2 separate regions of the Homo sapiens genome follow, and region 1 is linked to region 2. Evidence: chromatin contacts called from ENCODE Hi-C or POLR2A ChIA-PET data. All regions are on one chromosome and are shown on one strand. The core of a region is the stretch at or near the end of the contact, and the rest is flanking DNA. Distances in the headings are between cores, read along the strand shown. Region 1 overlaps JAZF1 (JAZF zinc finger 1). Region 2 overlaps JAZF1 (JAZF zinc finger 1).

Evidence for each region. A loop is a pair of places that touch in the nucleus more often than their neighbours do. ChIA-PET counts read pairs that join two places held with the same protein, here RNA polymerase II (POLR2A). Pooled maps may share reads with other maps.
Region 1: a map of endothelial cell of umbilical vein shows a loop between it and region 2 (4-fold over the local background). The contact joins two enhancer-like sites. A Hi-C loop is called at or near these places in 6 of 168 maps with a recorded cell type or tissue (Caco-2, DLD1, GM12878 and 3 more), 1 of 37 single-sample maps with no recorded cell type and 1 of 50 pooled maps. POLR2A ChIA-PET finds 5 or more read pairs at or near these places in 2 of 52 experiments (H1 and activated CD8-positive, alpha-beta T cell).

Annotation. Positions count from the first base shown.
Region 1 is chr7:27,915,156-27,920,235 of GRCh38, reverse strand. The region is part of intron 2 of JAZF1 (JAZF zinc finger 1); the gene reads left to right. Among named protein-coding and RNA genes, the nearest start is that of TAX1BP1-AS1, 180 kb to the right of the region's middle. Within about 2 kb of position 2,300, at least 2 of the 41 ENCODE cell types and tissues checked have a DNase peak (open chromatin) inside an H3K27ac peak, as active enhancers do; they include endothelial cell of umbilical vein, where a contact is called at or near this core.
Region 2 is chr7:27,833,014-27,838,170 of GRCh38, reverse strand. The region is part of intron 4 of JAZF1 (JAZF zinc finger 1); the gene reads left to right. Among named protein-coding and RNA genes, the nearest start is that of TAX1BP1-AS1, 95 kb to the right of the region's middle. Within about 2 kb of position 3,750, at least 5 of the 41 ENCODE cell types and tissues checked have a DNase peak (open chromatin) inside an H3K27ac peak, as active enhancers do; they include endothelial cell of umbilical vein, where a contact is called at or near this core.

The DNA of each region.
Region 1 (5,080 bases), core at 1,051-3,550, 84 kb before region 2:
GACTTGATGAAGTTTTAATGATGTAAGTAATTTTGCTCCCCAAGAGGCATCAGTTGCCAAATGAAGCTGAAGTTTTAAGGAACGCTAAGGACTCACTGTACTAAAACATCACCATAGTGCCTTTAATATTGGATGTACCTTACAATAATGTGGATTAGTTTTGGGTCAGGGCCAGGAGCTTTTGGTTCCTCAAACACCAAAGGCACTTCCCTTAAGGCATTCACTCCTGTAAGAGAGTCCCTTTAGCTTGGATTCTAAGGGTAGCAATGAAGGAGGATTCCAAGGTGCAAGCAGTAATACAACTTGCACACAGAGTAAACTCCACAAGTTGTTGATTGTAAAGTTGTTTGGAAACCAGGATTGAATTTGCCTCTACATACATTGTCATTAGTGATATTTAGATTTAGAGCCAGTTCCCAGCTAGTACTTTTTGAAATGATTACGTATTAATTATTTAATAAATGGTGTGGGTAGAATTGGACTGCTGGTCCAATCTTCCTTGGCGTTCCAGAGCACTCCTGTAGTCAAATAGCACAAAACTGAGCTTGCTCCTTCCTTTTGTAACCATAAGTCACCCCTCTTTTGTATGACTTCACCCAAGCAAATTTGGCACTATTGTATTGATTATAAATATGTTATTTCCTGTTGCTACCTTATCATCGTAAAATGCATCCTCATGCTTGTTCTGTGTTATCCAGCTCTGATAGTTACATTTTTGACAAGATAAGCAGCTACTGAGCTTTAAGGCATTGTAGACATGCTTGCATTTTCCGTTTACCTTTGAAAAATTAAATGACTTTTCTTTAACTCTCATCACAGGTTTTAGCATGAATGACTTATGATCTTTATTCCTTATTGGTTTATTTCTCCAAATTTTCCCATTTTAGTTTCTATTCACAATGGGGGGCCAGGTTCAAAATATTTTTCTCTCCTAAGAGCTCAAAAATCATAATTCTTCAAAATATCATTTTACATTTCATGCTAATGAGATAGTCTACACACCTATGTTGAGCATTTCCTCTCCTAAGAGCTCAAAAATTGTAATTCTTCAAAATATAATTTTACATTTCATGCTAACAAGATAGTCTACCCACAGGTGTTGAGTATTTAAAGTTGCCCATTACTAGGACCTGTGTTTCAGTGCTACCTTCATCACTTAGTAAGCAAGGGACCTTCAGTCAGCCTCTTAACTTTTAAGAACCATGATACTTTGCATGCTTGAAAGCACAAATCTGAAGACAAAGGACTAGGCCAGATAACATCACAAAGTCCCATGTTTAGGTTATTGGTGTTAATGAAACTTAGGCTGTATTTCTTTTCAACAATCAATGTCATTTCCCATATTTAAGCAGCAATTTAGTATAAGCTCACCAAATTTTGTTTTAAATCTCACTAGCTGATTTTTTTTTTCTCTTATCACCACTGTTTTCTCTTCTCCTTAATTCATTTTGGAAAGAGGGAGTGAACAGGACATGTATAGTCAGATTGTTCAGAGAAATGGAAATTTGCACAGGTGGTAAAAATTGCCACAAGCACAGTTAATGAAGCAAGCACGTGGCTACTTGCAACTCTGCTCTCAAATTTTCTGTATAACTCTGCAGCAATATGTGCTCAATAACTGCCTGACTGTGTGCAAATAACACATGGAAAAGTTGAAATACTAGAAAATATTGACATCCATTCTCCAGCTAGATTTTATCTAAAAACTACTCATTTTCCTCCTTTGCTCAAGATGGTACAAAGATGCCTACAACATGAACTCTGCCCTCCTAAGTCTCTGATATAGTCAGTGAGGTGATACTAATATATATGGGCAATTATAAAATAAGTGCTAAACCTCGTGATTTTTCTTAGAGTTGCAATTGTTGTTCACACAAAGAGATAAATGTTGGCTGGAGTGATGATGAAGATGTAACTCAAGCCAGAGCTTGAAGGGTAATCAGGATTTTTTTTAAAGGGGCATTTGAGCTTAAAGGAAAAAAACGAATAATTAAAGTGCAGTATAAAAGTTTTACATCCTTTGTATTAGGATGGGTTTGATTATACTGCAGTAACAAATCCCCAAATTTCAGTGACTTAACACAACAGGAGTTTATTTTTTGCTTACTCTGCGTGTCCACCATGGTTCATTAGAGAGGCCCTGCTCCTTCACTCAGGAACCTAGTCTGATAGAAGCTTTATCTCAACCCACATTCTGTAATCACTATAGCAGGAAGTGCCACTGTAGTTCATCATCGCTTGTGCATTCTCTAAATCAAGTCATCTGCCCGTATGTAACCTCAAGGGGAACAAAGAAGTGCAGTACCATCATGTGGCCCAAAAGTGGAGAGTCAGAAATATGTGGGAAAGAGCATCAGTGACTGCCACATCTTTCTGTGTAATCTTTAGCCAGAATACAATGCTTAGAGTAAATAAAACGGTCTATGCAAACTTGTCATAGCATGAAAATCTCCAGCTTACCTTCCAGGGATCTTAAAATAGCTTGCTTGGCTTCTGAATACTGGTATACATGTTGCTAGCCTTCTTTGCAGTACTTTTCCCCACTCGCAGGTACCCTGACCAGTGTCTCAGCAAACATCAAAAGTCTGCAAAGACCATGTAGAAGAGCTCCATTGCCTGTTTCCACCTAAAACTCTCCCTCCTGTTCTCATTTGCTGGAAGGGCCATAAGTGTGTTCAGGTGGTAAATCTTAAATTGTCTAAACTCCGTGGTTCTCAAACCAACAGCATCAGGATCACCTGGGAACTTGTTAGACATGCAGATTATTAGTTGCCACCCTAGACCTACTGAGTCAGAACTGTGGTCTAAGCTAATGGAAGCAGTTGGTTCCTCATGCCAGTGATTGATGTAAACAATATTGTGATATAGTTCTAGCCAGTGAAACCTGAGGAGAAATACGCCAGAGTTGAGAGTGAGGAGAGGCACGCTGGAACAGGTCCTCATTGCCTTTAGAGAAGACTGTGCCTCCATGGAAAGCAAACTCAGGATGTTACCTAATGCCACTTAATGAAATGAAGCCCTTCTCTGAAATATGCAGATAAATAAGAAAATGTTTGACAAGCACTTGAAATGTCCCCAAATTGTGGATAAGCAAATATAATACATGGGTGAATGCATAGTAAGAGCCTGTAGTTTAAGGTACAATCGGTTATTTCTTTTTTAAGAGGTGAGATCTCACTCTGTTGCCCAGGCTGGTCTCCAGCTCCCGGGCTCAAGGAATCCTCCCACCTCGGCCTCCCAAAGTACTGGAATTTCAGGCATGAGCCATTGTGCCAGGCCTAGTCAGTTGCTATTATCTGTGGATTAGGTGTTTGTAAATTTGCCTTCTCACTAAAATGTATTTGTGTCCCCAAATCACTACTTGTGGTGCTTTCACAGTCACTCACCGACATGGACAGAGCGGTGGGATTTTTGAGTTGACCAGTGCACACGTTCCCAGCTGAGGCTGAGCGAAGCAGTGCTCTGCTTTCTTGTTTCAGCTCTTATATTATATGCATGTCCTTTTCACACTGTATTTAGTGCCATGTTGTTTGCATTTTGAGCTTTTTATTGGTGATCTTGCTGTTAAAAATGGCACCAAGCATAGCGCTGAAGTGCTATCTAGAGTCCCTAAGCACAAGAAGGCTGTGAGGTGACTTAAGGAGAAAATATGTGTCAGGTAAGTTTACACCAGCATGAGTCATAGTACTGTTGGCCCTGAGTTCAAGGAATCAACAATATGTATTTACAGAAGGTATGTTTAAACAGAAACACACCTAAAACAAGGTCATGTATTAGTCCATTGAGGAAAATGTTGTGGCCAGAGGCTTGCAGGAACCTAACCTTGAATTTCCCCTAGGAGCAATGGTTCAGTATACACTAACTTGGTTTCAAAGAAACTTAGTACTATGAATAACAAGTATTCATATTAGTATAAATAATCCTATTTGAAGGAGAAAAAAAATTCCACTGATCCCTTTTACATTTTTTTTTTTTCTTTTCCCTGAACCATCACTGAAATGTTGGGTTTGAGACTTAGGCTGCAACTAATCCTTTAGGTGTAACTAATGTCCTTGTGGTATTTTATTATGAACTCCTTTTGGAGAGAGTCTAAGAATGATCAAGCCACTACTGACTTCACCAGAGAATTCCAGCTCACTAGGGTTTAGAGTGCATGGTGTAAGGCCCTCTGAGGCCTCCCATACCCACCCCTGTGCACACACACAATTTAAATTCTTTGAAGGAACAAGCAAAGTACAGGGATAAGAGATTTAAGGTCAAATCATTCTAAATATGAACTGAAATTTCAGTTGAATTCTACTTAATTTTTCAGAATCAAATCTTCTCTTGTAAGAACCCCAGTATTTACTGGATAGTATTTCACTGTTACCTTGAATAAGTCAATAAATCAGGTCCATCATGTTTCAAATTTAATAGCTGCCTTATTAACCAAAATGGAGTATTAATAATAAAGTCAATATATTTACTGCCCTTTTCAGTGGGATGATTTTCATTATTCATTACTCAATTACTTTTGCAGTAAAAAGAAATGAGTTATGATTTGTTTTGGATGAGCATGTTGTTAAATTAATGGCTTGTTTCAAATGTTTCAACCTAAATGTTGTAGTTGAAGAACATCAGTGAAACTTTGCACTTCACCTTATTCAGGATAATAAACCTGTTCTAATCAAAACATTAAAACTTGCTTCATTTTTAATTACTCTACAGCAATACCATATTGTTATATGATACCTGGAATATAACACTTTTTAAAAAGTGCTAGCGATCAAATTATGCACCTTGATTAATTAGGCAATAACCCATGAAAGATCTATTGTTACCAGTGAGTAAAGACTAGTTTGCTATTTAATGACCCAAGATGAAGTCAGGCTGAGCTAAGCTGAAAGAAGGCACTCGTTAACCACAGGAAGGATGAATTTTGCAAATTATAATTACCATATTAAATGGAATTTGGTGATTTATTACAGCCCCCTTTTGAAACATAGCATTATAAAGAATTCCTGCCTTCAGCAAGGCAGGAAGCTTGAGCTCCTCCCTGTTTATTTTATAATTACTCAATAAAATCCAGACAAAATTAGTT
Region 2 (5,157 bases), core at 2,501-5,000:
ACACAGGAGACAAGACACCCAGGGAATGGGCAGTTCTCATAGCTTATACAGCATCTTCAACAAAGAACAGTTAAGTACATTTTTAGAGAAGTAACAAAGGAAAAGGGCTTTGAGTCTCTGGAAGCAGCAACTTGTGGAAGGAAAAAAGAAAAAAAAAAAAAAGGCAGACAAAGTCCTGTTAGTGTATTAGCTTGTTAATGTAGATTCCTCCAGTACCATCTCCAGGCCAATAAGAGTCTGAAGTCCTCTTCATTGGTTAACCTTTGATCTCCCCAGAAGAAGTGGGAGTGGGCTTTCTTCTGACTTTGTAAATTTGTGTCCTGTTTTGAGGCACACAGAGGGAGAGCAGGGAGCCTCCTTCCTGCATCTGCTGCTGCTGAACTGCCTTCGGCTAAAGAGTCCTTAGGGCAAAGAGGCATTTTTGGGTTGCATATTCGGGTCCCCTGTCCCTTCCTCTCTCCCTCAGTATCTCTCATTTTAATTCCACTCCTTTCTCCAGCACAGCTCCAGTGCCTCCACCTCTGGGACCCCTCACCAACCTCCCAGACTTACTCCCCTCTCCGCCCCTCATAGGTCAAGTTCTCATCCTCCCCACATGCTCTTTCTACATTGAGGCGCCATTTCCCTTACTGCTCCCATAACCCGCAGAGCTCACTGTCCCTCCTCAGCACCCAGCACATGTCTCAGATGTGACAGATGCTCTGAGGGCAAAGGAATCAAGGTGTAGCCCATGGGAACGGGGAAATGTGGGCTCCCCACTGAGCCCCAAAGCCATGGGAGGATTCTTTTCCTTTGTATCCTTCCCAGAGGCGTTCCAGGCCACAACCACTGAGCCCACCACCCTTGCCCTGCTCATGCTCGCCTGAATTCAGGGAACAGAGAGGACTTCCCTTCCTTATAATGCAGATAGGTTTAAAAGATGGGTTGAAGTGCTTAACCTTTGATAATTTTTATGTTAGAATGGTGAGGATTAAGGCATTTTTAAAGTTTTTTTGTTTTGTTTTGTTTTAAGAAATGTTACACAGAACAATACCCCGCCCCCCAAAGTTCCTCTGGAGTCCTCTGCTGCAGAGAGGTACATTGATTGTTTCAGCAACAGAGACAGATCCAGATACAGTGTCCCATTTTCAAACACTGAGAAACATTTAATGATGAGGGAGTGCTCACAAAGTAACATTGAGTGGAAAAAAGGTATTGAGAGAGAGAGTGTGTGTGTGTGTATGAAAAAATAGTGAAAAGAAATACCTCAAATATTAACAGTGATAGTGTCTGTTCTTTTTTATCCTCTTCTGTGTTTTCTGAATTTCTGTAATTGTCTAACTGAACATGTTATTTAAATGACTGAGGGAAGAGGCAATTCTTTTTTTCCTGAAGACCCCACCCAACTTGCTGGACACAGTGTGTGCTGCTGTGCAGTGGCCAGTAGGGAACTGCGTGCACCTCAGCCTCCTGCTTTCTGGGGCTGGTGAGGTGTCCACACTGCTGCAAGTGGTTTCACTTTTAACCCCCACCATTACCACTACTACCATCCCCAATTTGTTTTCTTACTCTTCTTCCTCATCAAATCCCCAAGCAACTTCATCTTCTCCGCTGTGTACAACATCCAGGCCCTGGGAAATTGACCACTGGGCTTATCTAGGGCAAGCGTCACATGTTGTACACATGAAGGCCTGAGTACTGACAACAAAGATCCCATACAGGTAAGGACAGGATGGCCCAGCTCAGCATCTGGACTTCAGGCCTCATGATTTGATTTGGAGTAGACTTTTTAGAAAAGCCTTTAAGTCGCCTGCTGTCTATTGACTGGCCTAATTCCATCAGAGGGGACAGGTAGTTCCTAATGGTGGAACCCCCCCCACCTAAGTTCTCCTTTCTACCTCCTACCTTCCCACTTTCTTCCCTTACTAGCTTGATGTCAGAGCATCACTTTGAGAAAACTCAAAGACAGTTTTCTCCAGACTATTATCCCAATCCTTCCTCCCAACTGGTAAGATTTTTCAAAGACCACTAGCTGGTTGTTCTAATTAACGAGTACCTAGCACATTAGGAGACTAAATGAGGAAATATGGACTATGGATTGGACATCCCTGGGTTCCTATTCCAGTTCTGTAATTTACCAGCCATGTGATCTTGGCCAAGTCACTCACCTTCTCTAGGAGTCAATTCTCTCATCCAGAACATGAGTATTAAATAAGGCAATTGACATCAAGTACCCAGTATGGTAAGCTCTTAATAAATGTTAGCAACTTTCCTTGCCCTTTTGAAGCTTGATTCCATTTTTTTCAAAGACCAAAGAATTTCAGCAATTTCAGCATTTCAGGTTTCCGGCCATTATTTATTTTTTTTTACTAATATTTCTGAAAGATCAAATTTGTTTCAGGACTGATGAAATAAACTTTGGTGGATCTTTTCAGAGCTCCTCTGGTCTTGTAAAGAGGACGTTCCCGCGGCCTGTAACTGAATGGCTGGATGGAGGAAATGTCTTAATAGAGTCTCACTTGACCTTGTACTAACATTTGCGATAAGGGCAACCCACTGACGCTTGTCAACATTTTTTAATCACAGCAGCAAAGACAAAGGAGTGATGGCACAGCAGGTTCTCTGACCAACCCTGGAAATACTTTATGTTTCTAAATGTGCTTCCTGATTTTTCCAGAGTCATAAAGCTGATGTGTGTGTGGTGTTGGCTGTTTTCTTCACAGTCTCATGCCAGACACACAACATAATGTTTACATTCAAGCTGTGAATGGGCCACAGCGCCTGCCGGAATCCCCTCAGCCCTGGCTTGTCCTTCTCTTGGTGAACGACAGATCTGGCTTCACATTGGACTGGCTTTTATGGCTTTAGCAATTTCTGGTCTTAAATCTTTTTTTTAGCCTAATTAGTTATAAAAACCTCAGCCCTCAATGGAATGGCTAAGCCCTGATACTGTTAAGAGTTGCTGTGCCTTTTTGTTTCTTGGTTAATGCTTTTCTATTTTTGGTTTCCTCTATTTTCTGACAAGGTTTGAATGGTTTTGGGGCACAGAGGTAGCTGGATTATTAATGAGCTGTCCTGCATCAAGTTCCCCATGAAAACAAGGACATGAAATATTTTAGTAGCCCTTCATCCACGGAAAAGGACCCTGCTAGGTGCTCAATATTCGTTGAGCTATACATGGGATATTACTAAGCAGGCAGGTGCACATTTCTAGCATTTGTAACCCAGGATACTTTCCACCATATTAAAGTTGAAAGTCTTTATCTAATGGTCATAAAACTAACATTCACTCTCTTTCTGTCTCTCTCACACACACAATACATGGCTTAAAACAATTATCTTTTACAGTTCTCTGGGCTGCCTGGTTCAACAAGGTGGTTCTCGCCTGGGGTCTCATGCAGTTGCTCTAAGACACCAGTTGGGGCTAGAATCATCTGAAGGCTCACTTGGGCTGGATACACACGTTGGCCTCTTCACTCATGTGCCTGGGCCTCGGAGGGGATGGAACCGCCAGGGACTGGCAGGGCATATCTACCCATCTAACATTTCAGTGGGTCTGATTCTACCACCACCACTACCCTCCCCTTTCCTGCCCCAGTAGGCTCTGAAACCCCCAACATGCCTCTTAACAAGACTGAAGTACCTTATGTTTGAAAGGATTGATGCTGGAAGGACAGGGCTGAGGTGCAGAAGGCCTGGAGCCAGGTGTTCAGGGGAGAGTGTTTGTCCTTCTGCTTCAAATCACTGGACAACCTTCAGACTCTGAGCATAGCCAGCTGCTACTTGGCACCCCTGGGTTCAACAAAGTCCAGCAGAGTTCTCTTCCAAGGACTTTTAAAAAAGCATTCATGTGTACTGCACATCTCTAGTGTAGTAATCACCACCACGTTTATATTTAGTAGCAACCCTTCTTCCAGACTAGTGAGGCGTGAACTTGGGAAGTGCTGTTGTAACTTCATTCACTCACAAAGACTTAGCATCGACAATGTGCCAGGCACTGTGCTAGGTATTCATGAGACAACAGCAGGGAGCTGTTTTCTGGGAGCTCTTTGAAGGCATCCCATGAAGAGTGGGAACAATTTGTGTTGGAATCCTTCAGTTGGGCAAGGGACTGGCTCTAGCAGGACTGGATTTAGGTAATATTTTAGGAAACAGCTCACTCTCCTAAAATCTGTGCTTTTTGTTTCAGGCTGTCTCTTCTGTGTTCCCTTACTCTCTAATCTGGCAATTGCTGACTTGGAAATTAAGACCTATCTCAAATACCACACGTCCGCCGTCCCTTCTTAGATCTTCCACCAGTTACTTACTACCCTCAAGCCCATTTCCTCACCATTTAATTGGGATGAGGATTACTGGTGGTTAAAACTGTAGAGAGTGACTCTTACATAGAATACGGAATCTTACATAGAATATGCTGGTGAACTAGCAAAACCGACAAACAGAAATTTAGAAAGCATTTTGATAACTTTAGTATCCAGATGCTAAGAAGTCCAATCTTAGTGACTAACATTATATAACCTTAAATTTTTAAAGTTCATTGTATGTTTGGAATGTAATACTTAAGGTAAGGACTAGTCTGACTACAGGTGCTTATTAAACATGTACAACTGTACGGCGGGGACAAGATTTGGGCAACAAGTAGCTCCCACAGTGGCATCAGAGATACTGGCTTAGTGCAGAGCAGAAAACTGACAAAAACTCTGGTTAAGGCATGGTAGGGAACTGTTAACACAGTTATCTAGAAGCAAGCTGTAAATTGAGTTTCCAAATCAAAAATTTCTATATGTTAAACTTTTGGGATATGCCCTGATGTTTTTCTTTAGAAAGATATTTTGTTGGTCATGCTGAGGATATTTGTGTAGGATTGTTCACTGTTAACTTTCTTTAGAGTGGAAAAGATTCAGAGGATTTTCTTTATACAGTCTGTAAGTCCTAAATATATATTTTATATAAAATTGGAAGAAATCAGTACTTTCATTTTCAGAGTAATTGAGGCACATCTGAAATTTTGAGTCAGCTGTGTGTGTGACCATCCGTACAGCCCATGACCGACACACCAGAATGTCCTTGAAGGGTCCCAACTGGAGTCCTTGCAAAAGACTACACTCTAAACAGCTGCCATCCAGGAACTGCAATCCAGACCCAAATTGAGGTTTCCGAAGTTTGACAGGTATCCTG